Linked DNA regions of Mus musculus: all the other regions are linked to region 1. The links are chromatin loops, found by intact Hi-C in ENCODE. Cell type or tissue: heart. All regions are shown on one strand. Links, peaks and the distances in the headings refer to the core of each region. The heading gives the core; the rest is flanking DNA.

Region 1 (10,965 bases), core at 4,555-7,054:
CCCAATGAAGGAGCTAGAGAAAGTACCAAAGAAGCTAAAGGGATCTGCAACCCTATAGGTGGAACAACATTATGAACTAACCAGTACCCCGGAGCTCTTGACTCTAGCTGCATATGCATCAAAAGATGGCCTAGTCGGCCATCACTCGAAAGAGAGGCCCATTGGACACACAAACTTTATATGCCCCAGTACAGGGGAACGCCAGGGCCATAAAAGGGGAGTGGGTGGGTAGGGGAGAGGGGGTGGGTGGCTATGGGGGACTTTTGGTATAGCATTGCAAATGTAAATGAGCGAAATACCTAATAAAAAATGGAAAAAAAATTGAGGAAGTCATAAAAAATATGCCTACCTATTTCTAATAATCTTATACTGGCTACAGTGTGAGGATGTTTGGGTTCAATAAAATGTATTCTTTTTGTAATGAAAAAAAAAAAAAAAAAGAGACCAGGAGTTAAGATTGGTCACCTACACATAAGCTCAAATGGAGAAATGAATAGAGGTTGGCTGTTGTGTTTTATAAAAAAAAAAAAAAAAAATAAGGAGGAAAGGAATATGTTTAGTGGATGTGCTGTCAGATGTGGGGAAGGGGGTGCCTCTGCAGGCTCATGTTGAGGCATCCCTTCCCCCCTGAGAAGCCAACCACATGACAATATAGTATACAATAGAGTATATTCAGGGCATGGGGAGAGGAGTTGAGAGGGTAATAGAGATTCATGGCATGGGGAAGGGAGTTGAGAGAGTAGTAGAGACACACAAAGGCAGAGAGAGAGAGAGAGAGAGAGAGAGAGAGAGAGAGAGAGAGAGAGAGAGAGAGAGAGAGAGAGAAGAGGGGTAGATTCAGGCCATGAGCAAGTGGAAGAGAGGGGGGAGGGGAATGGGGAGAGAGAGGGAGCAGGAGTAGGGGAACAGTGCAAGAGCAAGAAGACAAGAAAGGGCAGGGGCAAGCAGTCCCTTGTATAGTGAGCCAGGCATACCTGGCTGTTGCCAGGTAACTGTGAGGCACAGCCTAGACGAAATGCTATCATTTTCCCATTTTGGTTTAATTTTAAAAAAAAAAGAATTAGAAAGAGGTGATGGTGGAGCAGGAATATGGTCATCATGATCTTTAGCTACTTCCTGCTGAATTTGGGGCCACACGTCTCTAGGAAACCTAGGAAAATGGATCTGGAAACAGGCCAGGGGCATGAAAGTGTTGAGCATCCCCAGCTCTGGGCTGTGAACTATGGGGCAAGTAGCTCTGATCTCCTGGGAAAGAGCTGAGAATGTTTCGTTTCTGACCTGGGCCCGTTCACCCCTCCTTAGGCAAGCAGGGCATACTCAGAAAGGGGAGTGGAAGATGGGTGCATGCACAGACAGAAGTGCACAGGCCACATGGAGCCACAATAGGCTCACAATAGGCTGGGACGTGTTTAGAGTGTCCCTGATTTAACTAAGTTGGTTATTGATCTTCCCTTTGTTAGTAATCTTCACTCCTTCCAGGTGGCTGCATTTAAGAGAAGGATATGAAAAGTATACTCGGATTCTGTGTAGAGATTTAAGAATTACACCTTTGCTATTTTAAAGATGTACTTGTGTAAGAGCACAAAGAGAGGGCCAATGGCTGCCTCATATAGGGTATGAGCAAGAAGGAAGAAAGAAGGGATCCAAGAACATATGAAACCAGTCATAAAATGTTTTTCCTTAAGAGGTTAGAGATAAGAGGTTTAAGTCACCTAAGAATTTGGAGAGAGATTGGCTACTGGGCCTAGGTGTCAAATTATTAAGGTGTTGTAATCAGATACTGAGAGAGGGGTAATGTTTGGCTATAGAGGGGTTTGGTGTATCCCATACTCAGGATAAAGGTATGTTGGATTGTGTAGTTTGGAGGAGAAGGGGAATGGCCAGCCAGCCTGTCTTCAAGCAGATGGGGAGAGTGAAGGAAATAGAGGCTCCTACTTTGGCTGGGAGGTCCCTTCCCAGAAAGCAGATGGAACATGTTGGTACTACTAGAAAGGAGTGGTTAGAGGGAATACCTCTAAAGATACAACTGAGTAGCGAAATTTGGTGAGGTTGATAAGGCTTTCTGCCTACCCTGACAATAGAGGAATGAGAAGGAGAAGTGGGTCCCCAAAATTCTATCAGGGCCAAGTAATTGACCCAGGTGTCCAAAAGGAAGGAGAGTTTCCCTGATACCTGATATTATGAATAATACCCAGGATTCCCTGTCAGAGATGATAGTGGTCAAGCTGAAAGAGACTGGTTCTCCTCAGTCATTTATGGCCCGATATAGGAGGTTGATTGAATGGTGATCTGGATCAGATATCCCATGTTGTGAAGGACATGGGTAGAGTCAAAAGCCCAAAATGCTTTTAACAGAATCCTGGTCATGGTCAGGGTGGTTTGTGAGGGTTCGATCAGGCCCAAATCCAGGCCCAGTGACCCCTCTTGACTGCATTTGAAACAGGGACCCAGAGGTCTTTGGCCTTTGCAAAGTAAAGGATCCTGGGAAGTTGCTATGTCTTCCTTGAAGTCCTTAGCCAGCATTTGGTATTTTATTGTGGAGTTCATTCATCTCTTTCATACCTTGAAAGCCTGTGCTAAGACGTCTGCCTATAGAGGCAGGGCTTCCCTCTCTAGGTGTTTAAGTTGGACATGAATGTGTGGAAAACTCTGGGAGAAGTAGGTCATGAGAAGTTGTTTTCTATCTGAGGTCTTGGAATCCAAATTGGTATATTGTACAAGGGCTTTTGTATGATAGTCTCAGAACTGAGACAGTTTTCTGTGCTTGTACTGGATGACCTCTTGAATTTATTTCATAAGATAGTACTTTAAGGATGGCCTTATAGAGACCAGCCTGGAACAAGTTATAAATTGATCTCTATGTCCATGTAAGTGTTGTCATTCTATCCATAACCCCTGCTGGAAGTGTCTCAGGCAGGTGGGCAGCATTAGTTTGGTGTGTATTCTCTGCATGCTCCCTAGCCTGATTCTAGCTTCTCCTGTGTTTCTCATGCAGAAGGCTATAATGTGAATGCCATAGAAGGTGAAGTTGTAAGATTAGGTGCTATATTGTGACTCTTTCATGAAGGTGGTGAATTAAGGGTATAAGACTTCAGTCTCTTCTATTTGAGAGTTTACTTATAAGAAAGGAACATGTACCCTGACCAAGCCGTCTATACTAGTAACCTCCTACAAAGGGAGATCCAGGGCCAGAATAGACAGGATAGAGGGAAGTAAAGGGTGTCATATGGTTGGAGCAGGAGCCAGTAGTGAGAGGGTACCAGTAGCTGAAAGTGAGACCCAGAGAGGGATGATAGGATGGTCTATTACTGGAAGGGAAGGGGAGACCCGAGGCACTTTAGAAAGAGCCATAGGTTGAGGCCAATAAGGGAAGGCTTGTTAGAGGGATCAAAAGAAATGGAGGAATTACATGGTTTGGGCTTCAGAGCTAGGAGGAGTTGGATGGGGGAGCAGGGGAACAGAGAAAGGGGCTGGAGTGGAGATAAGAAAATTCGTGCATGAAGGGAATCTCTTTCTGTTTCTTCATTGTTCATAGTAATGGGAAAGGTTCCAAGTAATATTGGGCTCCAAACTACCATTAAGTATCCACTTGAACTGGCAATCTAAGGGATATTGAGATCAGATTATATTGCAAATAAGTTTTGAGCTCTTTAGGTCAGGTGCCAGATGGAAGGGGGTGGTTTTGTAAAAGGCATCTGAAAAAGTAATGAAAGGGTATGGATGATGCCATCCGAGGATGAGACAGATTCCCATTGAGGGCATCCAAGACTCAGAGAGGACCAAGAGATGACTATAAAACATCCCCTTAACCACTTGAACAGTGGAACATATTACTCAGAGTAAGCTGAATCTATCTATGGTCCTGTGCCATGGTCACTCGTATTGAGGTCAAAATAAATTACTGTTTTGAAATGAGGCATCTTGTGTTGACAAATGTGAATTTTAAGCAAGAAAACTTCAGAAATGAAGACTTGAAGGAATTAGTAAATGTGCATATACTATGGAGAGTTGTGAAGAAGCTTTGTTGGGGCAAAGAGATATGAGGGAGCACTAATAAACCAGAGAATATTTGAAAATCCTGTTTACTGAATGTGTCCTGGATATCCCTTCAGAACATTCTATCCCTGTAGGCACAAGACAGCAATCTCTTTCTCTCTCTCTCATTCTCTCTCTCTCTCTCTCTGTCTCTCTCTCTCTTTTTATTGTATGTTTTCTTTATTTACATTTCAAATGTTTCCCCTTTCCTGTTCTCCCCATTCCATCCTCCCTTCCCCACCCTCCTCCTCACTCCCTCTAACTCTCCCTCCCTCTATGAGGGTGGTCCCCCACCTACCCACCTACCCCTGCCTTCCTGCCCTGGCATTCCCCTACACTGGGGCATCAAACACCCTCAGGACCAAGGGCCTCTCCTCCTACTGAGGTCCAACAAGCCCATCCTCTGCCACATCGGCAGCCGGAGCCATGGTTCCCTCCATGAGTACTCTTTGGACAAATCTCAGCAATAAAGCACTCGCCCAGTATGACAGAGGCCTTGAATTCAATTCCAAGGGTTGCCAATACCAAACAAGGACTGCATTCTCATATGGTCTTCAGTGTGGGAGGCATGAAAATGGTCAGATTTCTAGGTTTTATGTCTTGCTTCAGGAGACAGGATCGGGGAGAAGGTGGGGAAGCCCTTTCTACCTCTGCTTTTGTCTCATGTAGTGTCAGCTTTTGGGTAACATACCCTAAAGCTTATAATTAAAAAGCAATTAATTATTATCATTGTCCAATTATTTGTTTTCTATATTTTCCTTAAATAAATCAGTATTATTTGTGTTCATTTAAAAGACTAAAAATTAAAGTCATACCTTTGAAAGTAAACTTATTATTAATTCTGTTTATCTAATTATCAGATCTTTCATTATTTATTAGATTAGTGGCCCCTAGCCACTTATAAATATCCTTACTAAATGTTTGCCTTCTCTCTCAGGATTTTTGAATATGTGCTGGCTAGATTTATATCAATATAACACAAACTACATTCATTTTGAAAGAGAGAACCTCAAATGAGAAAATGTTCCCACAAGTTTGGCCTGTGTGTATTTTCATAATTTATAATTGAGGATGGCATCACGCTTAGCTGGTGGTCCTTTGTGCCATAAGAAAGCAGGCTGAGCAAGCTATAATAAGCAAGCCAGTTAGCAGCAATCCTCCATGGCCTCTGCCTCTGCTCCTGCAGTGGCTTTCCCCAGTGAAGGTCTTACAGGCTGTAAATGAAACAAACCCTTTCTCCCTCAGATTCTTTGGTCTGGTATTTTAACCTAGCAATAGGAATCCTAATCAATGGAGCTGATTTTTCTTGGAGAAAGCAGTTACAGGAAGAGTGGTTTATTTTATCTCAGGACTAAAAAAGGTTTAGTTCCCTCATGGTAGAGATGACCTGGCAGAATCCCTGGTGCTATGACCACAAGATGCCAACTCCTCACATCTTGGCAGACAGAAGCAGGAAGAGTGGTCACGGGCACTAATCCAGGCCTCTTTTATCTTGGTACTTATGGCACGTGTTGGTGTTCCTCCCCCTGTCCAAATAGATATCACTCCTCACTTGAAAGTGTCTGCAAACACCCTCACAGACATGCACAGTATGTGCTCTTCTGGTGACTCCAATTCCAGTCACTGCCAGGAAAGATTATCTATCACAGCTATTAAATCAGGAACCATGCATGGCTCCTCAGTGGGTCTATGGAAGTTAGTAGTGGTAGTAAGATCATTAGCATTTGCTATGTACTCATTTAGATTCTAAGTTCTAGATGAATCCATAAAATCTATATTCTAGAATATCTTGTTTGTAAATATATCATTACTTAGCATGTGCAAATTGATGCCCAGTGCCACAGGAAAAAATAGATGATAGATGTATAAAAAGAGAAATGATGATGATAATAAACATGAATGATAGATCAGAGATAGATTAAATAATAGATATGAAGAGATGTTAGATGACAAACAGGTAGAGATAATATATAGATACATAGAACAAATACACAAGTAACCACTGTGTGCGTGCATTTATCAACCGTTCAATTAAAATTTACATAGAAAAACTTAATCTCTCTCTCTCTCTTTCTCTCCCTCTCTCTCTTTTACTTTCAATTCAACTGTAGCCTAGCCTAGGTTGGCCTGAAACTCTCAATTCTCCTACCCAGGTTACTGAGGGCTGAGAGATAACATACTGTATTGCAACAAAATTTTCGTTAGAAGTAGAAGGCAAATGCAATCATTTAAAAAATAACATAATAAATATATTAAAAATTAGCTTAGTAATTTATTACCTGCTATATACATAGATGTTTTGTTACTCCTTCACAGACAATTAGCACAGTTTTACTATAGAGTTTTGTTTTGTTTTTCTGTTTAAACTTTTGTTTGTTTGTTTTTTAATTAGATAGTGTCTTCATTTACATTTCAAATGCTATTCCTTTCCTACTTTCCGCTCCAAAAGTCCCCTATCCTACCCCTCTGCCCTGCTCCCCAACCCACCCACTCCTACTTCCTGGCCCTGGCATTCCCCTATACTGCAGTATATAATCTTCATAAGACCAAGGGTTCTCCTCCCATTGATGGCTTACTAGGCCATCCTCTGCTAGATACGCAAATAGAGACGCAAATTCTCGGGGGTACTGGTTAGTTTATATTGTTGTTCCTCCTATAGGTTTGCAGACCCATTTAGCTCCTTTGGGTACTTTCTCTAGTTCCTTCATTGAGGGCCCAGTGTTCCATTCAAAAGATGACTGTGAGCATCTACTTCAGTATTTGCCAGGCACTGACATAGTCTCACAAGAGATAGATATTTCAGGGTCCTGTCACCAAAATCTTGCTGGCATTTGCAATAGTTTCTGGGTTTGGTGATTGTTTATGGGATGGATGCCAAAGTACAACAGTCACTGGATGTTCCTTCCTTCCCTTTCAGCTCTGAACTTTATCTCTATAACCCTTCCATGGGTATGTTGTTCCCCATTCTAAGAAGGAACGAAGTCTCCACACTTTGGTCTTCCTTCTTCTTGAGTTGCATATGTTTTGAAAATTATATCTTGGGTAGTCTAACTTTCAGGGCTAATATGCACTTATCAGTGACTACATATCCTGTGTATTCTTTTCTGTTTAGGTCACTTCACTCATAATTATATATCCTCCACATTCATTGATTTGCATAAGAATTTCATGAATTCATTGTTTTTAATAGCTGAGTAGTACTCCATTGTGTAAATGTACCACATTTTATGTACCCATTCCTCTGTTGAGGGGCATCTGGGTTCTTTCCAGCTTCTGGCTATAATAAATAAGGCTGCTATGAACATAGTGTAACATATGTTCTTATTACAAGTTGAAATTTCTTCTGTGTATACGTCCAGGAGAGGTATTGCTGGATCTTCCAGTAGTACTGTGTCCAATTTTCTGAGGAACCACCAGACTGATTTTCAGAGTGGTTGTAACACGTTGCCATCCCACCAGCAATGGACAAGTGTTCCTCTTTCACCACATCCTTCCCAGCATCTGCTTTCACCTGAATTTTTAATTTTACCCATTCTGACTGCTGTGAGGTAGAATTTCAGGGTTGTTTTGATTTACAATTCCCCGATGATTAAGGATGTTGAACATTTTTCAGATACTTCACAGAAATTTGGTAATCCTCAGTTGAGAATTCTTTGTCTAGCTCTGTACCCCATTTTTAAAATAGGGTTATTTGATTTTCTGGAGTCCAGCTTCTTAAGTTCTTTGTATATATAGGAAATTAGTCCCCTATCAGATTTAGGATTGGTGAAGATCCTTTCCCAATCTGTTGGTGGCCTTTTTGTCTTATTGACAGTGCCTTTTGCCTTACAACAGCTTTGCAATTTTATGAGGTCCCATTTGTCGACTCTCGATCTTACAGCACAAGCCATTGCTGTTCTGTTCAGGAATTTTTCCCCTGTGCCCATATCTTCCAGGCTTTTCCCCATTTTGTCCTCTATAAGTTTCAGTGTCTCTGGTTTTATGTGGAGGTCTTTGATCCACTTAGACTTGAGCTTTGTACAAGGACATAAGAATGGATCAATTCGCATTCTTCTACATGACAACTGCCAATTGAGGCAGCACCATTTGTTGAAAATGCTGTCTTTTTTCAACTGGATGGCTTTAGCACCTTTGTCAAAGATCAAGTGACCATAGGTGTGTGGGTTCATTTCTGGGTCTTCAATTCTGTTCCATTGATCTACCTGTCTGTCACTGTAACAGTACCATGCAGTTTTTATCACAATTGCTCTGTAGTACAGCTTGAGGTCAGGCATGGTGATTCCCCAGAGGTGCTTTTATTGTTGAGAATAGTTTTAGCTATCATAAGTTTTTTTTTTTTGGTTTTTTTTTTTTTTTTTTTTTTTTTTTGTTATCTAAGATAAATTTGCAAATTGCCCTTTCTAACTCGGTGAAGAATTGAGTTGGAATTTTGATGGGGATTACATTGAATTTGTAGGTTGCTTTCCGGAAGATAGCCTTTTGACTATATTTTTTTCCAATTTTTTATTAGGTGTTTAGTTCATTTATATTTAAAATTCTAAAATGAAAGTGCACTATACCCTCCCCCACCCTGATCCCTTACCCACCCACTCCCACTTCTTGGCCCTGGTGTTTCCCCTGTACTGGGGCATATAAAGTTTGCAAGACCAAGGGGCCTCTTTTCCCAATGATGGCCAACTAGGCCATCTTCTGCTACATATGCAGCTAGAGACATGAGATCTGGGGGTACTGGTTAGTTCATATTGTTGTTCCACCTATAGGGTTGCAGACCCCTTTAGCTCCTTGGGTATTTTCTCTAGTTCCTCCATTGGGGGCCCTGGGTTCCATCCAATAGCTGACTATGAGCATCCACATCTCTGTTTGCCAGGCACTGGCATAACATCACAAGAGACAACTATATCAGGGTCCTTTCAGCAAAATCTTGCTGGCATGTGCAATAGTGTCTGCATTTGGTGGCTGATTATGGGATGGACCCCCAGGTGGGGCAGTCTCTGGATGGTTCATCCTTTCATCTCATAAGCTCCAAACATTGTCTCTGTAACTCCTTCCATGGGAACAAATGCCTTTTGGCTATATTAATCCTGCCAATCCATGAACATGGGAGATCTTTCCATCTTCTGAGATCTTCAATTACTTTCGTCAGAGACTTGAAGTTCTTATCATACAGATCTCTCACTTCCTTATTTAGACTTGCAACCATGGTAAAGGGTTGTTATTTCCCGAATTTCTTTCTCAGACTGTTTACCCTTTGTGTAGAAGAAGGCCACGGATTTCTTTGAGTTAATTTTATAACCAGCTAATTGCTGAAGTTGTTTCTCAGGTTTAGGAGTTCTCTGGTGTAATTTTTAGGGTCACTTATATATACTAGCATATCGTCTGCAAATAGTGATATTTTGACTTATTCCTTTCTAATTTGTATCCCTTTGATCTACTTTTGTTGTCTAATTTCTCTAGCTAGGACTTGAAGTACTGTATTGAATAGGTGGGGAGAAAGTGGGCAGCTTTGTCTAGTCCCTGATTTTAGTGGGATTGATTCAAGTTCCTCTCCGTTTAGTTTGATGTTAGCTACTGGTTTGTGGTATATTGATTTTATGATGTTTAGGTTTGGGCCTTGAATTCCTGATCTTTCCAAACTTTTATCAGGAATGGTTGTTGGATTTTGACAAATGCTTTCTCAACATCTAATGAGATGATCATGTGGTTTTTGTCTTTGAGTTGGTTTTTATAGGGGATACATTGATGGATTTCCATATATTAAACCATCCTTGCATCCTAGGGATGAAGCCTATTTGATCATGATGGATGATTGTTTTGATGTGTTCTTGCATTCAGTTTGCAAGAATTGTATTGAGTACTTTTGCATGGATATTCTTAAGGGAAATTGGTCTGAAGTTCTTTCCTTGCTGGGTCTTTGTGTGGTTTTACGTATCAGAGTAATTGTGGGTTCATAAAATGAACTGGGTAGAGTACCTTCTGTTTCTATTTTGTGGAATTGTTTGAGAAGAATTAGAATTAGGTCTTCTTTGAAGATCTGATAGAACTCTGCACTAAACCCATCTAGTCCTGGGCTTCTTTTGTTTGGGAGACTATTAATGACTGCTTCTATTTCTTTAGAGAATATGGGACTGTTTAGATGGTTAATCTGATCCTGATTTAACTTTGGTACCTGTCTAGAAAATTGTCCATTTTAACCAGGTTTTCCAGTTTTGTTGAATACAGCCTTTTGTAGTAGGATCTGAAGATATTTTGGATTTCCTCAGGTTTTCTTGTTATGTGTCCCTTTTCATTTCTGATTTTCTTAAATTAGGATACTGTCCCTGTAACCTCTAGTTAGTCTGGCTAAGGGTTCATCTTCTTATTGATTTTCTAAAAGACCCAGCTCCTGGTTTGGTTGATTTTTTTGTATAATTCTTTTTGTTTCCTCTTGGTTGATTTCAGCCCTGCGTTTGATTATTTCCTGCCTTCTATTCCTCTTATGTGAATTTGCTTCTTTTTGTTCTAGAGATTTTAGGTGTGCTGTCAAGCTGCTAGTTTATTCTCTCTCTAGTTTCATTTTGGCAGCACTCAGAGCTATGAGTTTTCCTCTTAGGGCTGCTTTCATTGTGTCCTATAAGGTTGGATATGCTGTGGTTTCATTTTCATTAAACTCTAAAAAGTCTTTAATTTTTTTCTTTATTTCTTCCTTGACCAAGTTCTCATAGAGTAGAGTGTTGTTCAGCTTCCATGTGAATGTTGGCTTTCTATTGTTTATGCTTATATTGAAGATCAGCCTTAGGCCATGGTGATCTGATAGGATGCATCGGATAATTTCAATATTTTTTAATCTGTTGAGGCCTGTTTTGTGGCCAATTACATGGTCAATTTTGGAGGAGGTACCATGAGGTGCTGAGAAGGGATATCCTTTTGTTTTAGGATAAAATGTTCTGTTGA
Region 2 (10,965 bases), core at 3,143-5,642, 170 kb before region 1:
TTATTTTCTAAATAGAGCAAAAGAATAAGATTAGTGTTAAAATATAAGAAATTTATTGAATTATTGTTCCAAGCAGCTCTTGCTGTACCCACACGTCATGGCCCAAGAGCAACCCTTAAGGAGTTTGAGTTACAGCATAGGCTGGGCTTTGCTGTTTACCCTACTCTATCATAGGGAAGATGACAAAACAGGGCTTAGCCTCACCTTGGTCTTTCCACTCTTTACCTCTGGGTTGTTCCCCACCGTGTCTGCTGCTGAACAACAAGGGTTTCATTTGGAAAGCTCTGATTTCAAAAGCAGGTCCTCAGAAAAAGAGAAAGTTGAAGATGGCCATCTCTTCAGGGTATATAAAATATAGTTAATCTCACACACTCCATGGTCAACACAGTCCACCTTTATTTAAGAAGGGGAAAACCCATACAGATGAGGATGCTTGCAGCCAAACATTGGACTGAACACAGTGATCCCAATGGAGGAGTTAGGGGAAGGCTGAAGGAGCTAAAGGGGTTCACAGCCCCACAGGAAGAACAATAATATCAACCAACCAGACATTCCCCTCTGCCCTCTGCCTAGAGCTACCAGGGATCAAAGAATACACATGGAGGGACCATGGCTCCAGCTTCATATGTAGCAGAGGATTGCCTTATCTGGCATCAATGGGAGGGGAAGCCCTTGGTCCTGTGAAAGCTTGATGACTCAGTGTAGGGGAATGCTAAGGCACTTAGGAGGGAGTGGGTGGTTGGTTGGTGGAGCACCCTGATAGAAGCAGATGGGAAGGGGGAATGGGATATGGGGTTTGTAGAAGGGAAACAGGGAAGGGAGATAACATTTGAAATGTAAATAAATGAAATAACCAGTAAAAAACTATTTAAAAATTAAAGAAAGAAAAACATAAAAGAAGGCTCTGTGCATGCCAAAAAAAAAAAAGAAAGAAAAAAAAAGAAAGAAAAGAAAAAGAAAAGAAATAAAACAAAACAAGCAAACAAAAAAACAAAAGAAAAAAGAGCCTCTTGAAGCCTTATTGGCCATCACTGGCATCTGCAGATCTTGGACTTTGTCCTGTAGTTAGGTAGAGCTAGCAAAAGAGTTTCATCTATTAAAAGACATTCTGAACAACACACTATATCAAACAAAGAAGCTTAAAACAAGGAGTAAGGGACAAAAAAAATTAAAAGAGAATTCTGCTCACTTAGAATCACTGAATTTTTACTTCTATGTAAGTGGTTTATTCCAGGAAGGTTGGGAGCCTGTGTTTCATTGTTCTAGCTCTAAGGATAGTAATTTGGGGCTGATAACCGTCAGAGTAAGCTCTCATACATGTTGTGTTCCCTCTCCCCAGTTAACTTCATGGTCTTTCAAAAAAACTTTTGAAGTGTCAAAAGTGCCTAAATATATTTATTAATTGGCAAGTTAAAAACATGTAAATACAGATCTCCTCCTCATTTGACATATAGTTACTGAGTTTATCTAAACCAAGCATTGTCTAAGTTTACTGATGGACAAAACAGAGACACTCCCCCACAGCATGCTAATATTTTAAATCTACAAAACTGGGAATAAAGGAGAATGATCTCCAGAAATGTTCAGCACAGGGGATTTGTTACTCTCTCCCCTGGCCCTCATCTGAGTGAAAAACACCTCTCTTCTCTATGAGCCACAAATGACCTTGGAATTTGAAATTACTTTCCCTGTATAAATAGACAATCATTTCACTCAGCACTGCAGGGTCTATAAGTCAACTGAGATAATCAAGAGGCAGTGAATATCCATCTAAGGAGAGGACTTTGCCCTTGCCAATGACTGTTCATTGAAAATCCCAGCTGCACCCATTGTCATAGCAAGATCTAAATTGTTATGCACTGACAGCATGATTTCTTTTCCATTTACAGCTTGTCCAAGGCTTTATATTTTTGTTGTTATGCAATCTGTATAAATATCCAGAAAAGAAAGAGAATTTTTTTCTTAGCTTTTGAATATACACATCCCAAATCACACTTCCATGTCCCAGTTGCTTTTGAAGACACAGGCAAAGAAAATAATTCAAAGGTCATGACAACAGTGAAGATCCTTGACAACTCAAAATGAAGATGTCAATAAACACCTACTAAAGTCACTTCATCTTCCTACCTACATTCTTAGGTTTGGTTTGGTTTGGATTGGTTTGGTTGGTTTGGTTTGGTTGGTTTGGTTTGGTTTAGTTGTTTAAGGCAGAGTCTCACAGCAGGTCCATCCTGTCTTCTGTGTTTTCAGACATATTTTGAGAAATTCCAGGAGCAAGTGTCACTTTGAGAAAGCAGTTCTCATGAAGTCAATCAGGGCACATTTTGTCACAAAGTAGCCTGTGTTGAAAGTGGGTCTAAATAAATAAAATGCATGTGTACATACTGACAGCATTATCTATTTCTCCATATCCTATGAAGATATAGATATGCCTGGGTAGATACTGACAACATTATCCATTTCTCCATATCCTATCATCAAAATTGTATTTTTCAATACTTCTTACATTGCAGACTTCTTCTAGGAACTTAGAATACACAGCCAAGAAGAAAAGTTGCCTGACCCATTAAATATTCACCATGTTTGAAAAGGTATATATAAAAAGAAAGTTTTATATAAAACTTTGTGCTTTACCAACAAATTAAAGTTTAATGTGAAGAGTGAAGAGAACTGATGTGCTCATGTATCAAGGATGGAAATATCAATTGACTGCGGTAGCTCTAGAGTGTATTTTTGTAATACTTATCAAAAAATCTCTCAATATGTGCTGATTCTAGCAATTCTTTTTCTTGGAACTCATCCTAAGAAATATAGAACTATGACTCTGCACAGAATATCATCTATATAGTGTATTTTGCAATATTAAAAAATTGGTTACTACTTTAAAGCCAAAAGTTGAGCATCAGAGCAAATTTCTTTAAAGTTTATGAAGAACTAAATCACATGGCCTCTTTTCTCCAATGGTTAAAGAAAGAAAATGCAGAAAATTTAATGCTATTTTTATTTAAAAAGAAAAATGGTTTTATGTATGCTTTGCAAGAAACTGGCAAAAATAACCCTTTATTGTTCCATTCCACAGGAGGCCAGAAATCAACAGGATTTAATCACAGTTGGCAGCCTTCCCTTTGGCACAGAAGAGAACATTCATTGACAGCCAATGTGGTGGTTCTCGGGATTCAGCCAAGTTGCAGGTCTGCAGAGAAGGAGCCAAATGCTGCTTGGCATCATAAGAGGGCAATCTGTTGTCATAAAGGACAAAGCACAAATCTAAGCTCAAAAAAGTTGCCCTTTCCCCATCACCAGACTGGCTGTATTTTCTCAGAGGAAAATGAATATCTGTCTTTGGAGGAGGGATGTACTTTGCAGGGATTCAATCAGAAGAACCTGCTCTCAAGGGGGAGCAGGACCAGGTGATAATGAGACTGGCATTCATTCATCCTGCTAGGAAGAAAGCCAGTCGCCTTCCCTTGCCAGCTTCTCTCTACTGCAGAAGTCAGCAAGCTGTGGCTCAGCTGGTCAAGACCAGCCCACCTACTCTATTATTTGTGTGACCCACAGGTAAAAAAAATGGTTTTTATATTTTAAATGTTACAAAAAGTGTTTTCTTGTAGAATAATATTGTGGGGTTTAGAAAGATGGCTCAGTAGATAAACTGTAAACATTAGAACTTGAGTTCAGATAGACAGATCCACAGAAAAGCTAGGCAGGTATGGCAGTTGCTTCTAAGCTTAACACTCAGGAAGCACAGCAGGACAAGCTGGCTAGCTAGAATGATTGGAACTGGAGAGCTCCTAGCACAGTGAGAGACCCTGCCTGGATACACAAGGTAGAAAATAATTGAGGAAGACATCAACCTTGGGTCTCTTCCACAGGCATATGAACAGACATGCTTCCTGTTGGACAGAAAAAGGAAAAAGAAGAGATGATGTAATTATACTGTAATATCAACAAATAGATAATTGAAAAAAAGAAAGTTTCTCCCATCATAGTATTTCAAAGGAAAAGACCCCTCCCTCACAAAAGGAGATGAGGAGGAGGACCCGGCATCAGTACCAGTGTTGAATTCATGGATGAGCCAAGATTGTCAGGACTCCCTCCCATTCCATTCCTGGATCTTATTCCTCCACGAATAAGGGCAACCTGCTGAGTCTGGATCATGATACTTGTGTGTATATTTCAGGGCTTACCATTTGATATATAACTGATTGTTCTTCCCTAGAGAAGACTATGGGGAGAAACTTTTTTCTTTTCCAAGGAGCAATTTATCTCAGGTCTTCCACGATCCTCATTTATCTAAAAATTTTCTATATCTAGAACTCACGGCCTCTGAGTCACTGAGAAATTATCCCTCATTCTCATGTGCTAGCCAAGGTCAGTGTCTAATTAGGGTTTTACTGTATGAGCAGACACTATGAGCAAGGCAACTCTTATAATGGACAACATTTAATTGGGACTGATTTAGAGGTTTGGTCCAGTATCATCAAGGCAGGAACATGGCAGCATCCAGACCTGCATGGTGCAGGAGGAGCTGAGAGTTCTACATCTTCATATGAAGACCACTAGGAGAAGACTGGCTTCCAGGCAACTTGGATGAGGGTTTTAAAGCCCACCTCCATAGTGACACACCTACTCCAACAAGGCCACCTTTCCAAATAATGCCACTCCCTGGGCCAAGCATATTCAAACCATAGCAATCAGCATGCCTCACCTGCCCTTCCATGCTCTCCAATACTACTAGATAAGCCAAAAGAGGCACAAGATTTTCTCTTCTGAAATGTTTCCCTCAATCTGGAATCTGTGTTTTGGGTTTCAGTTACTGTGACAAAGCATCATGTTCAAAAAGGCAAGTTGGGGAGAAAGAGGTTTATTTTACCTTGCAATCTTATGTTACAGCCCAATCACTGAGGGAAATCAGGACAGGAGCTCAAGACAGTAACCTGGAAACAAGAACTAGAGCAAACGTCATGGAGGAATATTGTTTATTGTCTTGATCCTTATGGCTTGTGCTCTTATAGCAAGGGTTACTGTGTCCATGTGGGCTGGGCCTTCATATAACAGCCATTAATAAAAAATGCCCCCATAGACTTTTCCACAAGACAACCTACTTGGGCATCTTCTTAGTTAAGGATTCCTCTTCCCAAATGTCTATAGATTGTGTCAAGTTGATTCTACCCAAGGAGAGTTCCTTCTACCTTCTAGAAAACTCATCTTTCAGAAACAAGTCCTGGTCTAGATCCAGGATCTTGCCCCCTGTTTTTTCCTCTGACCAAAATGAACTCTTTCCTGAGTCAGAGAATTAAGTCTGTCTTACTGTATGGTAGAGAAGGAATTAGAGCAGCCTAACTGAGTTTTCTGTGAAATCTTAGACCATGAAGACAGTGTGGATGACTTCAGAGCTCTAAGTCTCAAATCAAATTGCAGGGTCCTTGTTACAGATTGAATATTTTGCCTCCCTCTGCCCCAACCTCATATATTGAACTGAAAGTACCAGTGTGATGGCATTAGAAGCCTAAGGGTCTCTGTAAGAGAGTGATTAGGTTAGAATGTGATCATGAAAATAGAAGTCTCAGGATGAGATTAGAGAAGAGGAAAAGATGTCTAGTGATTGATGGATAGATAATAAATAACAAATACATACATATTATATATATACATATATATATATGGTATATAGATTTGCATTACATCTGTATATTATATGTGTATATATACATATATATACATAGACATATATTCTCTACATTATATCCACATGGAATTTAGATACACACACATACACAAACACATTCAGACACAAACACAAACCAAGCAAAGGCCACATAAATACAAGTAAGACAAGAGCCTTCAGAATCCAGAGAGACAGAGCTGTCACCAGGACCCAGTCATCCTGGCACCTTGCTATCAGAGTTTGCATCTTCAAATATGTGATCAAGTAAATTTTATTATTTGAGATACCTACTCTACTTTTTTTTTTAGCAATTAAAGCAGAATAAGACAAAAGTTGACACTAATATGTGGGTTATGACAAAAACCTATGAGTGGAAATTGTAAGAAACTAACCTCTATGTGAGTGGCTAAATTTTGAGGTGCATGTGTGAAAAGGATGTTTGTCATGAGGGATATTTTAGGAGATTCATGGAGAGCTGAAGAAAATGTTCTGCCATCTTAGACAATGCAAACATCATCACAACCACAACATTTTTAAAAACAGAGACAATAAAGCCAGGTCCACGAGAAAAATAACTACCTAAAAGCATGTATGTACCTGAGCCAAAAGAAGCCAATAATATCTTATGTCATAGATGTATATATACTGTATATAATGACAACCTCACAAATATTTCTTTGAGGATCTGGGGAGGTGTTTTTTTGACTTAAGTGTTGCTTCACATGTATGAGGATTTGGGCTCTACTCTCAACACCCATATTAAAATAATAAAAATCCAGGCACTTATAAGTCCAGCCCTGGAAAGCAGAGACATGGAGACAGCTAACAACATAGCCTGGATGAACAACTGATATCCACATTCATGGAGAGAACGTTTGTCACAAAACAGTGATTGAGAAAAAAATCTCACATCTACTCTAGCACCTGCCACAAGCCCCTCACACAAATGACTTTGAGTTGCAAAATAAATGGTTCATGAATAAAACCAAAAAAAAAATCTACAGTTTTTCCAATGAATTATTTATTGTTTTTAGTCCTTTAATCATAGCTGTTGAGTTAATTTTCTTGAGGTTATCAGAAATCCAGTGTGTGAACTTTCTTTCTCTGTCCTCCTTAGGGCAGACTAACCTTGCTTCTGTCTAACTATAGAGAATAGTAACGAATAACTATTATTAATGGGCTTTTGAAATTCTCATTTGAAGCCACAATGTAGGGGAATATTATTTATGAGTCTTCTTGTTATCACTGATGACCTCCATCAGAACTTGAACTCAATAAAAGATTGGTCTCTTGTAGATAACAGAGTTCTATAGGAGAAGTCAAATGATTTAAAATAACCCAAGCAAACTAGTTTCAGACAAAATGGTCATTTCACATTGGCCTGCTCCTATGAGTTCTGCAGGTTTATGGGCACTGAAGCTGTAATACAGTTTCTCTGTGTTTCCTCACCTTTCTGTTTGTACAACATCTTCTAATTATGTACTGGTACATATTTTTCTTCATTCATTATCATCTTTAAATTTAATTGAAAAGTAATATCCTCAAAATTTGTAAATGGTCTTTTGCCAGTATTTATGAACAGTAAAGCAATTTCTTGGCTCTCATTAATGACTAAACTGATATCTTTTTGAAACTGAACAATGGATATATAAAATTATTGGTTACCATCTAGGTCTCCTTGAAAGCTTCTTTGAGGTCAAGCCATCACTTCTAGAGAAGGAATGAAAAATGGACAACCTAGAATTCCCTAATAGGCCTGTAACATATAGGGCATGCATTTTACTAGGCTATAACAAGCAAAACTACAAAAAAAAAAAGGAGATACTTAGCAATTGTCACAGTTAAATCTTACACGATGAGAATGATCCAGAATGTGAATCAAAGGTTGACTGTATTCACTTCATGCCTGTTGTAAAGCAGTTTTAAGCATCGTCAACAAATATTTTGAATACAAAATGGCACCAAGTTGTTGTAGAGCACTTACCTAGCACATTATCAAAGCAGTCAATAGAATCTGAAGACCTGTCTCTACAACAGAGGAGCTGTGAAACTTGTACACATTACCTCAGTCAGCTCCATCATTTGACTCATTTGCATTATAGGACAGAAATTATAGTAATACCTTCTTTATAGTTATTTATAAGTACTAAACAAGGGAACAAACACAAAACACATATAACAGATAGTACATTGCAAGCCCCTTTCCATGTATCATCTTTGTAATCAGTTTAAAGAATGAAGGATATTAAGTTACCACCAAATGAAATTATGTTCAAATTTTTATTTTATGAAAGCCACTTCAATTTCCTTAGCAATTTAATGGATTAATAGGTTATGTTAATAAGATCAGGAAGCTCAGTCTTTTGCTCTAAAAAACAAACAAACAAACAAACAAAACCATGGTCAGTTTGTTCTCTCTCTCTCTCTCTCTCTCTTCTTTTTTTAAAATTTATTTATTTGTTATATGAAATTACACTATAGCTGTTTTTCACACACACCAGAAACGGGCATCTGGTCTCATGACAGATGATTGTAAGCCACCGTGTGTTTGCTGGGATTTGAACTCAGGAAGTCTGAAAGAGTAGTCAGTGCTTTTAACCACTGAGCCAACTCTCCAGCAGTCTTTTGCTTTTTGGTTTTGGTTTCACTGTTTGTTTGAGTGATTGGTTTTGAGAAAGCATCTCATTAGAAAGCCTGTCTGTTTTAGAACTCATTTTCCTCTTGCCTCTGTCTTCCAAGTGCCAGGGTAAAAAGCATCTGCCACAAAACCAAACTCCTTCACTTTTCTAGTCAATGTACCTTTCCTGAGCATCAACTATGATTCAATAGATGTTTTAGGTCTCAAAAAAAAAAAAACCAAAACAAAAGTAAACAGAAAAGAAGCCCTCATCATCATGGAGATGAAAACTAACAGTCAAAATAAGAAGTAAATTATGTACTGTAGCAAGGAACCTGGTTTGAAGTTTAAGATAAAATGACCCAGGAAAGGATCAACAAAAAGCTAATGTTTACTCAGGTGTAGTGGCAAAACTATCCCCAGCACTAAATTACAGACTGGCCATTGACTACATAGCAAGACCTAAAATGGGGAGGAAAGAAAATGTTAACAATTAAACAAACACTCAAAGAAGGAATGAAAAAAGGCCATGAGCATGTATAGAGGAAGACCTTTCCAGATCAGTGGCCTAGACAGAAAAGCCACACTGGTTTCAAGAACAGACAAGTATTGGCAGTGAGGAGATACAGCTACAAGAGAAAAGGGGACTATGCCATAAAGTTGGTTCCATGTCATATTGCAACTTTTTTTTTGGATGAGAGAAGATGCCATCAGGTATGTGTATTTTCAGACTTGCACTTTAAAGGAATTTTCTTCATGGTTGCTTCATAAATAATGAACTCTAGGGATGTGAACAGTGGAATCAAAACAATGAGACTTTTGCAGTATTTTAAGGAAAAGTCTGTGGCAGTATATGATGGAGTCAAAGTATTACCTAGTTGCCTGTGTTGTGATAAAGAGAGATTAAGCATGATATTCCAAGGAAATAGAAGAGTTAAGATATCAAAGGAGATGAAGAAGGTCAGGAGTAGACAAGGTATGGGATAAGGGAGGAAAACTACCCACTCAATTTGGGCCATTTCAGATGTCTAGTAAGCATCCAAGTGGAGATATCAAGGGTATTATTTAATACTTGATTCTGGTAGACTAAGGGGGGAGGTTATACCTTCAGTTATTAGTTTTGTAGCTATCAGATGTAGCATCTAAAAACCAAAGACTTAATGTGTATAAAAAGGATCAAAGGTTGAAACTAGGAACGTCCCAATGGAGAATGCAAAGGAAGCTGAAAAGCATTAGCTAGTGCGTGAAATCAATTCAAGTCTGATTCTTAACATGTATGTGGAGGTTGGGTTGCAGCTGAGATGGCACCCTGGAGGAGGAAGCCTGAAATAAATAAGACTTAGAAAGGACTATACAAATCTGTTATAAAGATTCTGGCACAGAAGTTTCCCACCAACATTTCTTCACCTTTCTCAATATTTTATGGAAGCTCCTAGCTTCAGCATGTCCTCCCTGGGAACTTTCCAACAAGGCCCTGCAACATAGGCAAGTAAGATAGCTAAACAGGTAGAATGGGCTTCAGCCTTTATTCTCCCTCCTCTCCTCCAAATCCAGTCCCACAGTCTTCTGCCCATATCTGTAGCCAATTACCTGTTGTGGACTTCCTTACTATCAACCTCCATTACCTGGAGGCTAAGTAGATGCTGGTAGAACACCCTGATTCCCTCACTCATGTGAACACCTTTGCTCCTTCCCCTATCCTATCTTATTCCTAAGTGTCAGATTCTAATACCTAGAATCACATTCTATGCATAACACATAATAATAATACTTGGACAGATTCCAGAAGGATTCTTTTTCAGGTAGCAGTTACCATACTCTCTAAAGAACAAAAAAAGGAAAACACAAACAAAGAAAAAATCAGCCACCCAAGGTCAAATGTCAACAGCTAGAACTCCAGTCTCCCAAATCCAAACACATTGACACTGCTGTTGAAAACATCAGTAACAACCAAGACAGTATCTCCTCATTAGAGTATAGCAGCCCTAACACAGTAAGTACTGAGAATGGTTAGACAGCTGAAGCACAAAACCTTAACATAACCTTTATGAATATGATGGAGGACCTTAAAGAGTAAATGAATAAATCCCTTAAAGAAATCTGTAAAACACTAATAAGAATAAAACAGTTCAAAATCTTAAAAAAATAGAAATAGACTCAATAAAGGAAACACAAACTGAGAGAACTCTGAAAATGGAAATTTAGGAACTCAAAGAGGAACATAAGAGGCAAGCTTCCCTGGAAGAAAAATGGGAGATGGAAGTCAGACTCTATGGCATTGAAGATAAAATAGAAAACAATGGGCATCTCTGACAAAGAAGATGTTAATCTAAAAACTTCCAGCCTGCCCCCCCCCCCCAAAATCCAGAAAATCTTGAAGACTATGAAAATAGCAAATCTCCAAATAATAGGAATAAGGAAAGGAGAAGAAATCAAGATCAAAGGCACAGAAAATATTTTCAACTAAATTATAAAAGAAAATTCCCCTAACAAAAAATAAGATGCCTACCAAGGTACAAGAAGCACACAGCGCACCACCAAAAAGGGTGGACCAAAAAAAGTCCTCTAGGCACATAATAATAATAACAATAAACTTATAGAACAAAAAAAATATTAATGCCTCAAGGAAGAAAAAGATCAAGTAACCAACCTATTAGACAACTAGCACCAAATTTCTCAA
Region 3 (10,965 bases), core at 5,308-7,807, 260 kb before region 1:
GAAGAAGATCCCTCAGGCAAAACAGGCACAAACCAGGCCATACCTGTTGCAACTCCAGCTAAATGCTGAACGGCTTCGGCTAATTTAGCCTGTTGGTGAAGTGTCGTTGGTTCTCATCTGGGACAGAGTTCCCATGACATCTCTACTCATGTGGGCATCTATAGAATATTCCTCAGATCTGCAGTCACTTAATTTCATCAAAAACCTTTATCTCCCTACTTCCTCCCTCCCTCCTCCTCCCTCCTACCCACTTTGATTAAGCTTAATCAGGTACCTTTCAAAAATGATAAAACTTGGCCAGGACTTGATGTTGACTGTTCATTTGCTTTGTTTGTGTCCTCAGTGATCAGTGCCCCCAGCTGCCATTCCTCTCCTTTTGTGTCCAGTATACTTGGTATAAAATGGCCATTTTCATGTGCCTCGGTGTTGCTGATTCCCACTTTTGATTTTTTACCAATAAATAAATGTCAAAGACGGCACTCAAAGCATCATAGAAAGGGAACATCACATTGCAGAGTATTAAGCACATAAATATTTTAAGATGAGCACTTTCTAACTAAAACATTAACATTCAGGTCAAAACTTTTCCTTCATTAAAGCCTCTTGAGTGTGTATATCATCTCACAGGGCATAGAAAAGTATGGTAGTAAAAATAATAAAATACTTCCAGAATTTTCTTATTCACTGGGATCTTTCTAAAATTTAGTAAAGAGAGCCAGAGACTCAATAGGTAAAAGTGTCTGCTATTAAGCCTCATGTCTTGAGTTTGTTTCCCAGAATCCACGTGGTGGAAGGAGAGAATGGGCTCCTTCAAGTTGTTCTTTGACTGTCACATGTGGGCCACAGTACATGCATGCACACACATATACACACACATTCACACACACAGACAGCCACACATACATGCACATGTATACACACACACATGCAGCCAGACACCTAAATACACACACACACACACACACACACACACACACACACACACACACACACACATACATACACAAAGTAAATAAATAGAATAAAAAATAGATAAATAGAATTTTTCTAAATAAAATTCAATAAAGATGGTAAAGAATGGAAGAAAGCTAATGCCTGTGCTGAAATACACAGATCAGGAACAAATTCAACTTTATGTACAGTCAACCCTTCTCATTGCTTCTTAGATAGTAAAAGCAGCATTTCAAAAGGATAAACACGAATTGATTCAGAGAGCGACACCATTGGTATTCCTGTCACATTTCCAACTTCCTACTTCATATCCACTAATCACTATTGCCTCATAAATATTGAAACTTTAACTAACCATTGTTTATTTATCTTATTTGATTCATTAAATTGTGTGCTTTATGATAATATTACCTGGGCACAAAGCAACTATTATGCATGTAATTTAATCACACTGCCTGCCAGCCCATCAACTGTGAAGAGCCAATTTAACAATATACTTAATACTAACACAAAAGATTAGGAAGCTGGAGACAAACTAAACTGAGGCAAGCTGGCCTTTGCCAAGTAAAACAAATCCATCTGCTGTGGTAACAATGTTCTCTTGGTCTGAGACTCTATAGATCTAGATAGAAGGCTATACTGATGTTGAATGTTGCATAAGCCAAAGGCACATACAGAGGTAATTTCAGCACTGGTCAAGGAAAGGTTAGAGTGTTTTTAAACAGTGGTGCAGGTGAGCAATCAATAGATTGGCATAGAAATATCTGCCTTCTAACCTCAGTTTCCGTTAATCATGACTGTTAGATTTAGCAACACTAGTGGATCATCTGGAATTATATAAACTGAGCTGTTCCTAGTTCCCCTTAAGCTGCACATGAAGTCTTGAGGAAAAAGACAACCTCATTGCCATTGCAGCAAGCGGCATCAAGTAAAATTGCCACAGAGCTTTGTATGTTTTCCTTTCCCTTCATCTTTGTTCAATGACCCACTCTCAAAATCCTATTTTCTGGGTCCAAGCAAGCAATGTAATAGCCTCTGGCCTCCCTCTACTTTATCTTTGCTTCACTGAAACAAACTGCACGCAGGCACATGAAGCTTTGTGTCTCAGCTCAGACCTTTGGAGACTTTTCTTTGTTCCAGGGGGAAAAAAGTGGGGGCTTGTGGGGCAGCCAGGCATCTGACACCAACCTGCGTAACTCACTGCAACCATCACTGCAACCAGCTCAGAGGTGCAGTCTCCCTATCAAGAAGCCTTCAAATCTTCCTTAGATACTTGATGGCTTTAAGATGAGTAGGGTATGGTACACTGGTAATTATATAGGATGGCAAAAATCCAAGGAAATAATAAATGAACTGGTGAAGTGCTTTCTTTAAAAATATTTATTTTTTTTATAACTGGGTTTATTTTATAATTGAAATTATAGTATAATTACATTTCTCCTTTCCTTTTCCTTTCTGCAAACTCTCCCGTATATCCTTCAATACTCTTCTTTAAATGTATTATCTTTTTTACACTAATTGTTGTTGCATGTACTGTATATGATTATCTGTATACATATCTCCCTAAATATAACCTGCTGAGATTGTTTAATGTTATGTGTACGTGTGTTTCCCGAGCATACTCTTTGGCATGAAAAGTTCTTTTTGATTGATGATAGAGATATGTGGTGTTAGATCAATATTGACAGACAGTATTTCCAAGTGATAGACTGACGAATATATACATGATACATGTATTATAGATACAAAATGAGACATTTGATTGATGATAGTCAGGCTGGAAGATAGATAGATAGATAGATAGATAGATAGATAGATAGATAGATAGATAGATAGACAGATAGAGGTTATATGGCAAAATGATACATAAAAGTTAGATGATGGGGACAGGTAGGTTACATAGATAGATAGGTAGATAGATGGTAGGTTGATGATAAGCTTTAACCCAGAAGAAAAACACTAGGCTCATGGTTCTCGGTTTACAGGAAAAGAGTGAGAACAGTCTTTTCTATACTTAAACAGCATCTCAGGTTATGAAGAAAACACTTTCGAAATCAGGACCCAAATAGACAAATAAAATATTCATTAGAAACAGTAAGATACAAAGTTAATACTACTAAATATTTTTAAATATTTTCATTATTTCCTGTGTATAGGAGTTTTGCCTGCATGTATGTCTGTGTGTCACATGTATGCCTGGTGCACAGAAAAGCTAAAAGTGAGCATTGGATTCCCTAGAACTAGAATTTAAAATGGTTACAAACTGCCATGTAGCTTCCGGAAACTGCGTCCTCTGGAATACATCCAGTGCTCTTAACCACTGGCCCAGTACTGCTAGATATATAAACTGATGCTTCACAGTAAAAACCTAAGAAGTCATCTCAGAATGCAGAGTAAAGGTGCAAGAAAGGTGTGGTTTAAAACACACACACACACACACACACACACACACACACACACACACACACACACACACAGAGAGGAGATGCCAGATGTGAAGGACAAAAGAATTTGGGTTAGTGAGCTCAGAGTTGCAGAGAGGCTAAAATGTTTGCAAAAGAAATACCTGAAAACGTGAACAAGAACTCAAATCTCAAACACTAAACCACAACAACAACAACAACAAAATCCTTATTTCTGCTTGACACTAACAAAGCTGAATGTCACTTATTTTTTAAGTAAATATTTTAACATGATAAAATACAAAAGACCAAAATAATAAAATTTAAAACTATCAAAAGACGCTAAGAAAACTGTTCAATATGCACCTTACACACACCAAATGCAAGATTTAAATATAAACCTCTGGCTTCAAAGCCACACACAGTCTGCCTTGGGCTCGTAGCAATATGGAAAATGTTTTATGTTTATGCATTTCCGTTGAAAACAAAAAATTGTTCAAATTCTTTGAAATGTAATGGGTCATTTTTTATATTAGAAGGCTTTATTTTGTCCTAAGTTTTAAGCTCATAATCCCACTTCTGGGATCTAGTCTAGGGAATTAGGATGATATGGTATAAAAAAAAATCTGCTGTGAGCTAGCCACAGCAATACTTTAATCAAAAGTCAAAGTTAGTGGCATTGAGGAGTTGCTCAGTGGTTGGAGCACCTGCCACATAAGAATAGGATTGTAATTCTGATCCCCAGAACACAGCCTATACCAGGTGGGTGTGAGACCCACCTGTAATTCCAGTTCTGAAAGGTAGAAAAAGAGATTTGTCAGATGACCGATATTGGGTTTGAGGGAAAGAGCCTGCCTCAACTTCTAGATTTCTCTCTGGGGAATCTAAAGCATGAGGTGTTGGCTCAGGTGGACAGAATTTTTTTTTTCATGAGTTTAGCAGCACATGCATTTGTTATTTTACTTGAGATGTTTGATTTTATAATGATTACTCCAAATATTAAACGTACATCCAATTTTTAGAAATCCAAAATTTGTATTTTTATAAATCTGCAATTTGCTTAATTTAATCATTTTACTATATCAAAACATACTTAATTATATTTAAAATAATGTAACTCATTAAGAGACATTGAGGCAGAAGTCAGGAAATCAAATGCATTACAGGAAAAGAAAAATGAGCGTTCATCCAACTAGCAACTTTCCAGCCAACTTCATAGCTTGAAAATAACTTGGAATTTTTCTTCCGTCCAAATATTCTCAGAGTCCAAGAAAGACAAGTTAGTCTTCGGAATAAGGAAGAGTGGGGCCAGCAGTGTATGAAATATAGAATGGGGACTTCCTATTTTAGAAAACTACTTTTCTGAAGTTCACTCACTTGACTGTATTCTCTTCCAATTCTGTGGGAAGATTGGCTAAAAAGATGATATCATTTTACTATCCCTCTTTTATATATAAATTAGAATTCTCTACATATATGCCAACCAGGGCTCAATTGTGGAGAACTGGTAACTCTCCTTTAAGCAAGGTGTATTGTATGAAAACAGTTAGCAAAAGTGAGGCAGCATAGACAGTGTGATTGTGCAAGAATGGCTTTCAAGAATAAACTCTAGAAACACAAAACACGAAGCTGATGATTTTAAAAGCAAGCCATCAAGGCCAGAAGCTAACTAGGAGGCCATAACTAGAGGTTACTACTGTGTGATGCCAAGGAAACCATCCCCATCTCAAGGTCCCGGTGACGACTGCCAGACCCAGAATCTCAGTCTGCTCTGATTTGAATTAGCAACATACAAGCAATATGCCTACTTCTTGAGCCCCACGAAGCCAGGGACTGAGCAACAAGACATGTGTTAAGGCTGCTGGGAAGGAGAAAGAAGAAAAAAGTGCCTTCATGCCTCTGCTGGCAAAGAAACGTCAATGCTTTACCCTTCTGCTCACTTCTGGCTTCATACCACATGCTCCAGCTTCAAGTGACCAAACTCAAAGTGTGGCAGCACCCAGACTGAAAGAGAGCCTTAGAAATAAAAGGGTTGGTTTTCTATCAGCAAAGAAAAGCACTACACTGAAGAATAGCGTGACAACTTATGTGTTCTGTCTCTGTCTACTTTGCATCTGCACGGACCCAGTCAACAGTTAGTGACCAAAAGCCTCAGTGTAACAAGGAAGGTATGACTATGCAGGATGACTATTCAGTGTCATGTCTACAAACAAAACTACAGGCATTCCCTGCTGAAGTATGAATATCAAGTTTCCTTCACAGTCTTTCTGTGTGACTACTCTGTTCCCAGCACTGTTAGGAGAATTGTGTGACCTTTAGGAGGTGGTACCTCACTGGAGGAAGCAGGTCTCTGAGGGCGGGGGCTTGAAGTTTTATAGATAGCTCTGCTTTCTTCCTACTTTCTAACTAACTGAGGCAATGTGACTCGATGCTGCCCCCAGCAGCTAGCATGCCTTCTCTGTCATTCTGAGCCATATCCTGTTGAAATTCTAAATTTTGAAGCCTAAGTAAACTCTCCTCTACTTAAGGTGCTTCTTAACAGGTATTTTAATCACACCAGGAAGAAAAACAAGTGATGCAATGATCTCCAAAGAGGAAAATCAAAAGAACCCTCATCAGTCAAACTGGGCACGAAAGTTGCTTGCATCTATTAGCAAACACTCACACTGCTGTATTAGAGATGAGGAAGCAACAGTAGCTCATATTATTAAGCATGTTCAAAACAATACAAGGTGTTGTCTATGTCTAAGTGATGGTCTACGGTGACAGCTCCATAGTAAAAGTGCTGCCTGTAGCAGCAAGAAGAGCAGATCTTGGATTCCCATAAGCAATGTAAATGCCAGGTATGTGTGGTGACCCAACAGTAATTCCAGCAGACAGCAGACTCCCAGATCTCATGCTTCCTAGCAAGACAAGCTAGTTGATGAGTTCAATATTTGAGAGAAATACCTTGCCTCAAAGAGTAACATAAACAGGAATCAAGGACGATTCCTGAAACTAACCTTGAGCCTCCACATGTATGCAAATATGCCTTCACACAGGCGCACATACCATACACATACATGTGAAAAGAAGAAAAGGAACAGGAAAGACTGCAGTGGCATTCTATAAATGTCTTCTTTCTTTTCTTGTGCTTCTTCCCTGAGCCAGCATCTAGACTGGCGCAGGTCCCCAAGATGCCACAGTAATGCTCGGGTTCCTTACTAAGATCACAGTCTTTAGTGGCTTCCTATACCACGGCCACTCGAGAGATGCTGGAGAAAATCTCCAGATTCCAAGTAAATCCTCATTGCCCACATTTCAGACCAGCAAGTTTCGCTAAAATAGAATCTAGAAAATGCCATCTGGTCTTCTCAACTGCCCAGAAACCAGTGCATCAGAAGGAAGACAGGATGGATGCAGGCGAGGCATTGCCAGAACCATAATTAAGATATGTCTGGAGCCTAATCTTTCAGGATGCTGCCTGCTGCAGCTGTAATACCTTCCCTGCCATTTTTGAATCATATCCTGCTGAACTTTAGTAGCTAAAGTTCTGTTAGCCACTAACAGAGGATAAGGTGTGAGGAGAGCATCACAGGAGAACATAGCTATTGTAACAAAGAAGTAGAGTTGAACAGAGTCTCATCGGCGAGGAAAACTGAGCCCTAAACAGCTGCAGTGTGACCCCTTTGATACCTAGCACAATTTCAATCCATTTAACCCACTCCAAGGCATCATGGGTGTTCTAATTACACTTTGTTTAATTAGTGTAAGATGCTGTAATTTACCTTCATTTGGTATTTCAAAGTAATGATTTTCCAGATAATTTCTCCATTATTTCCTGGTAAATTGTTCTTCCATCCTGGATTGATTCTTCTTTAACACCAGAACATGTTTTGGTATCTGTAGCACTCCCAAAATACAGTACACTCGGAAGGGAAATCAAGGCAGTTTGGGCCGTTACAGCTTAGGGCTGTAAATTGAGGGGTTCAGAGGCAATTTCTTTCAGGGATTTGATCTCTAGCAATGTGGGTGGGTGGAGGGGATGGTGAGCAGGAGGGAAATAGGGTAAGTATGTCAGGCAGTCACAATCCCGGGGAAATTTTAAAATTAATTTGTCTTGTTATAATGTGTTGACAGATTAGTTACTGGAAAGATACCGAGCCAGAAGACTCCGTAGAAACAGTCCGAACCAGAGGGAATGAGTCATTCGTCATGTTGACGGGATTGGAAGGCAACACACTCTATCACCTCACAGTCAGGGCTTACAATGGAGCCGGCTATGGGCCACCCAGCAGGGAAGCAAGCACCACCACAAAGAGGCACCGTAAGTGACCTGGGATTGTGTTTGTTTGAAAGCCACATGATCAGAAGCCATGCAAGGTGCATAATAAGCAGAGAAGGGAGCCTTGTTTCAGAGCTCAGATCTGAATTCCAAAACCAGCTCAAAATTTTTTCGCATTCCCAGTCTGTAAAGGTTATCATCCTGTGAAACAAGGCTAAGCGATTTTGACACAGAAGGGAGATAAAAGGATTCAAGTTCAAAAGCTCAGTGGAGTAGCTATTAAAAATGACACTCCTGGAGCAAAACCCTCCTCCTCTGATTCCAGCTGGAGGGAAGCCTATGGAGCCAGCCAACTACCAGGCACGTGGAAGGCAGGAATCCTCAGGACTGATAGGAAGAAAGGCTTTTCGGCTAATGGTTCACTTTGGTGTGTTTATCTTGCAGCCCCTAGGGAGCCACCTGGCAACCTCCGGTGGGAGCAGCAGGGCTCCCAAGTTTCCCTAGGCTGGGAGCCAGTCAGACCCCTAGCCAATGAGTCTGAAGTCATGGGTTACAAGGTTAGTGTCTCTTCATTCTTGGAACAACACATATCTCAGAATTGTGGCTGTGATTGGGGATGGGGGGTGGGGTGGGGGGACGTGAATGAGACATCAAAAATTGACTGCTAAGCCTTTGCTTTTCTTCTTAGTTGTGTTAGCTGGAATAGATGTGTGTTTGTTACAGGTTGAGCCTTTTTCCTTTTACCCTCAGTGTCTGTTTTCTCACCTATTCCTTTCTCATTGGCTCTTTTTGTTCCCCTTCACCAGTAGCTCTCAACCTTCCTAAGGCTGACCCTTTAATACAATTCCTCATGCTGTGGTGACACCTGTCCAACCATAAAACTATTTTTCGTTTCTACTTCATAACTTTAATTTTGCTACTCTTATAAATCACAAAGTAAATATTTTGTATGCAGAATATCTGATATGTGACCTCTGTGAAAAGGTCATTTTACCCTCAAAGGGGTCATGATACACTGATGGAGAACTACTGCCTTAAACAATTCTACTTCTAATTTATTTTCATATATACATTTATGGTTTTTTATTTGGTTTTATATTTTTATAGAAGAATCTATGACCCAGGAATGGGAAGCATATATGGCATTTGTCTTTGTGCAGTCGGCTTAACTTGCTTAACACAATTTGTTCCAGTGGCATCCATTTTCCTGCAAATGACATAGAGAGAAGGAAATTTCATTGCATGTATTTCTCTTATCCAGTCCTCTGATGTTGAACATCTAAATTGTTTCCATAATTTATCTATCATGGATAGCATCACTGATATGCAATTATCTCTGAGATGTCTCAACTTAGAGACATACTTTTGGCAAATTGGGGCCAGACAACTGGATCATATGAAAGACCTTTTGATTGTATTGTGTCTGTCTAAGAATGAATGCTTGCCTGTGGTGTGGGAGGCAACAGTCAAACTCAGTTCCAAAACCACAAAGGCATCTGAAAGAAAAGAGTAGAATAAAACAACAGGATCCTGAATTCAGTCTGAATGCACACAGCCCTGTAGCAACTGGAGGACCCTGGAATGTAAACTTTGTTGGCAGATGACAAAACCTGGACCCCTAAAACTGAACAGGATGATTTTCTGTTAAAAACAAAAATAAAACAGAAGAGTAAAGTACTAGGGCAAGCACATTAAATAGGAAGGATTCCATAGAGACACATTGGGCTACAAAAAGACACATTTCATGGGTATCTTGCCTTGGATTTATAGGCAGTCAGGTGTGAAAATCTCTACACTACCTGACAAACAACTTTGTTTAAAAATATATATGACCTATGGGTTGATGGGTCCTAATTTCTTACTTCTGTTTCATATCATCAGAGTTTAAAATTGAATTCTGTGCAGAATTACCAGTTGAATATTATTTATGATAGGTTTGAAATTTCTTTCATGTCAATATTTAGGCTAACAACCATTATGATTTTGGTTTTCAACCAAAAATACTGGTATATTTTGTGCATAAAGTAGTAGAAGTCTTAAACTTACAACAGACACAGTTACAAATAGAATATATATCCATATATATTCATGAATGAGTATGTGTAAACCCATTTTCTACTAATACATAAAGCAACTTACAGTGTTTCTTAACTGAAATTAATATTGATCACAGATAAACTCACACTGAAACAGATACACATACTCAGCTCTGACTCTAATCCTCAGACATATACAATTTCATCTTTTCAGGAGGTGGTTGGATCATTTTCTGGATCCTTCCATAAGCTCTCCTATTTTCACATCTTTCACTAAGAGACCTCATCCTTTGAACTCACCCTTCAAACCATGTATACTCTTAATAATAAGGGGAAAGTATTTTAAGACTACTGGCAGACCATTAAAGAACAAATCTAACAGCATAAGAAATAGACAAACAACCTTGCAAATTAGAAAAGCAATGTAGAATGCTTGAAAACACATGATGCAAACACAAAATTCATGTGACTACCTAGAAGGTTGGTATCTTAAGCGCTCCTCCAGAGAGCCTGAGTTCTAAATGGCTAAAGAAACTATGTTGAACTGGGTGTACAACTCCCCAAGTATTCTAGTTCCATCTCATTTCTGTGGCTGTTATACAATACCAAACAGAAGCAACTTAAAGAAGAAAGTGAGTCTGGAGCTCCTAATTCTACTGTAAAGGAGAGGTCAAAGCAGGAACCTGAACCATCATATCCACACTTAAAACCAGAGAAAATATGTTTGTGGATCCTTCCTGTTTGCTGTCTTTCTTTAAGGTACATTGTTTCGATATATATATATGTGTGTATGTGTGTGTGTGTGTGTGTATGTATATGTGTATATACATATATATATATATATACATACATACATACATACATACATACATACATATATATTTCAGTAACAGAAATTCTTGCCTAAAGAATAGTATAGCCCAGAATTGATTGGATCTTTCAACATCAATTAACAACCAAGAAAAACCCCCATCAATATGTCCACAGGCAAGCTTGAACTTGATTCTGGGTTGTGTCAAATTAGCAATTAAATCAACCAGCATGCCCAATGACACTCAGATCTCTTTGCTACCATTTTAGCCCAGTGTGTTTGTATTTGTTCAACCCCTATACTTTGGATGCCATGAGGAATCTCCCAGCAATGTGGAGCCTTGTGAAGACAAGAACACTCATCCTCAACACCCTTAGAAGAGCTGGATAAGTTCACTAATTTCAACTCAGCCAGGAACATCTCACACAATTATCTTGTTTATGGCTAGTATCCAATATTTGTCTTTTTCAGCATGACTTCGATATGTGTTGGGATGTGACA

Evidence for each region. Hi-C counts contacts between places; a loop is a spot of excess contacts. Peaks named below come from ENCODE experiments on the same cell type or tissue, not always from the same donor. Only the 100,000 strongest peaks of a DNase experiment are listed, where the experiment ranks them.
Region 2: a loop joins it to region 1, with 4 times the contacts of the local background. A loop is called at or near these places in 5 of 42 quality-filtered maps.
Region 3: a loop joins it to region 1, with 2.4 times the contacts of the local background. A loop is called at or near these places in 2 of 42 quality-filtered maps.

Annotation. Positions count from the first base shown.
Region 1 is chr9:9,407,233-9,418,197 of GRCm38, reverse strand. No RefSeq gene overlaps it. Among named protein-coding and RNA genes, the nearest start is that of Gm22815, 110 kb to the right of the region's middle. In heart, for the core only: no CTCF peak of the experiment used is centred there; a DNase peak (open chromatin) is centred at 5,527.
Region 2 is chr9:9,575,644-9,586,608 of GRCm38, reverse strand. It overlaps Gm46102 (a long non-coding RNA gene), which reads left to right. Exons shown (of 3, transcript XR_001779091.1): 3 at 3,080-7,272. Among named protein-coding and RNA genes, the nearest start is that of Gm46102, 39 kb to the left of the region's middle. In heart, for the core only: no CTCF peak of the experiment used is centred there; no DNase peak of the experiment used is centred there.
Region 3 is chr9:9,670,491-9,681,455 of GRCm38, reverse strand. It overlaps Cntn5 (contactin 5), which reads left to right. Exons shown (of 25, transcript NM_001170787.1): 22 at 7,473-7,659; 23 at 8,062-8,174. Among named protein-coding and RNA genes, the nearest start is that of Gm46102, 56 kb to the right of the region's middle. In heart, for the core only: no CTCF peak of the experiment used is centred there; no DNase peak of the experiment used is centred there; H3K27me3 peaks cover 319 bases.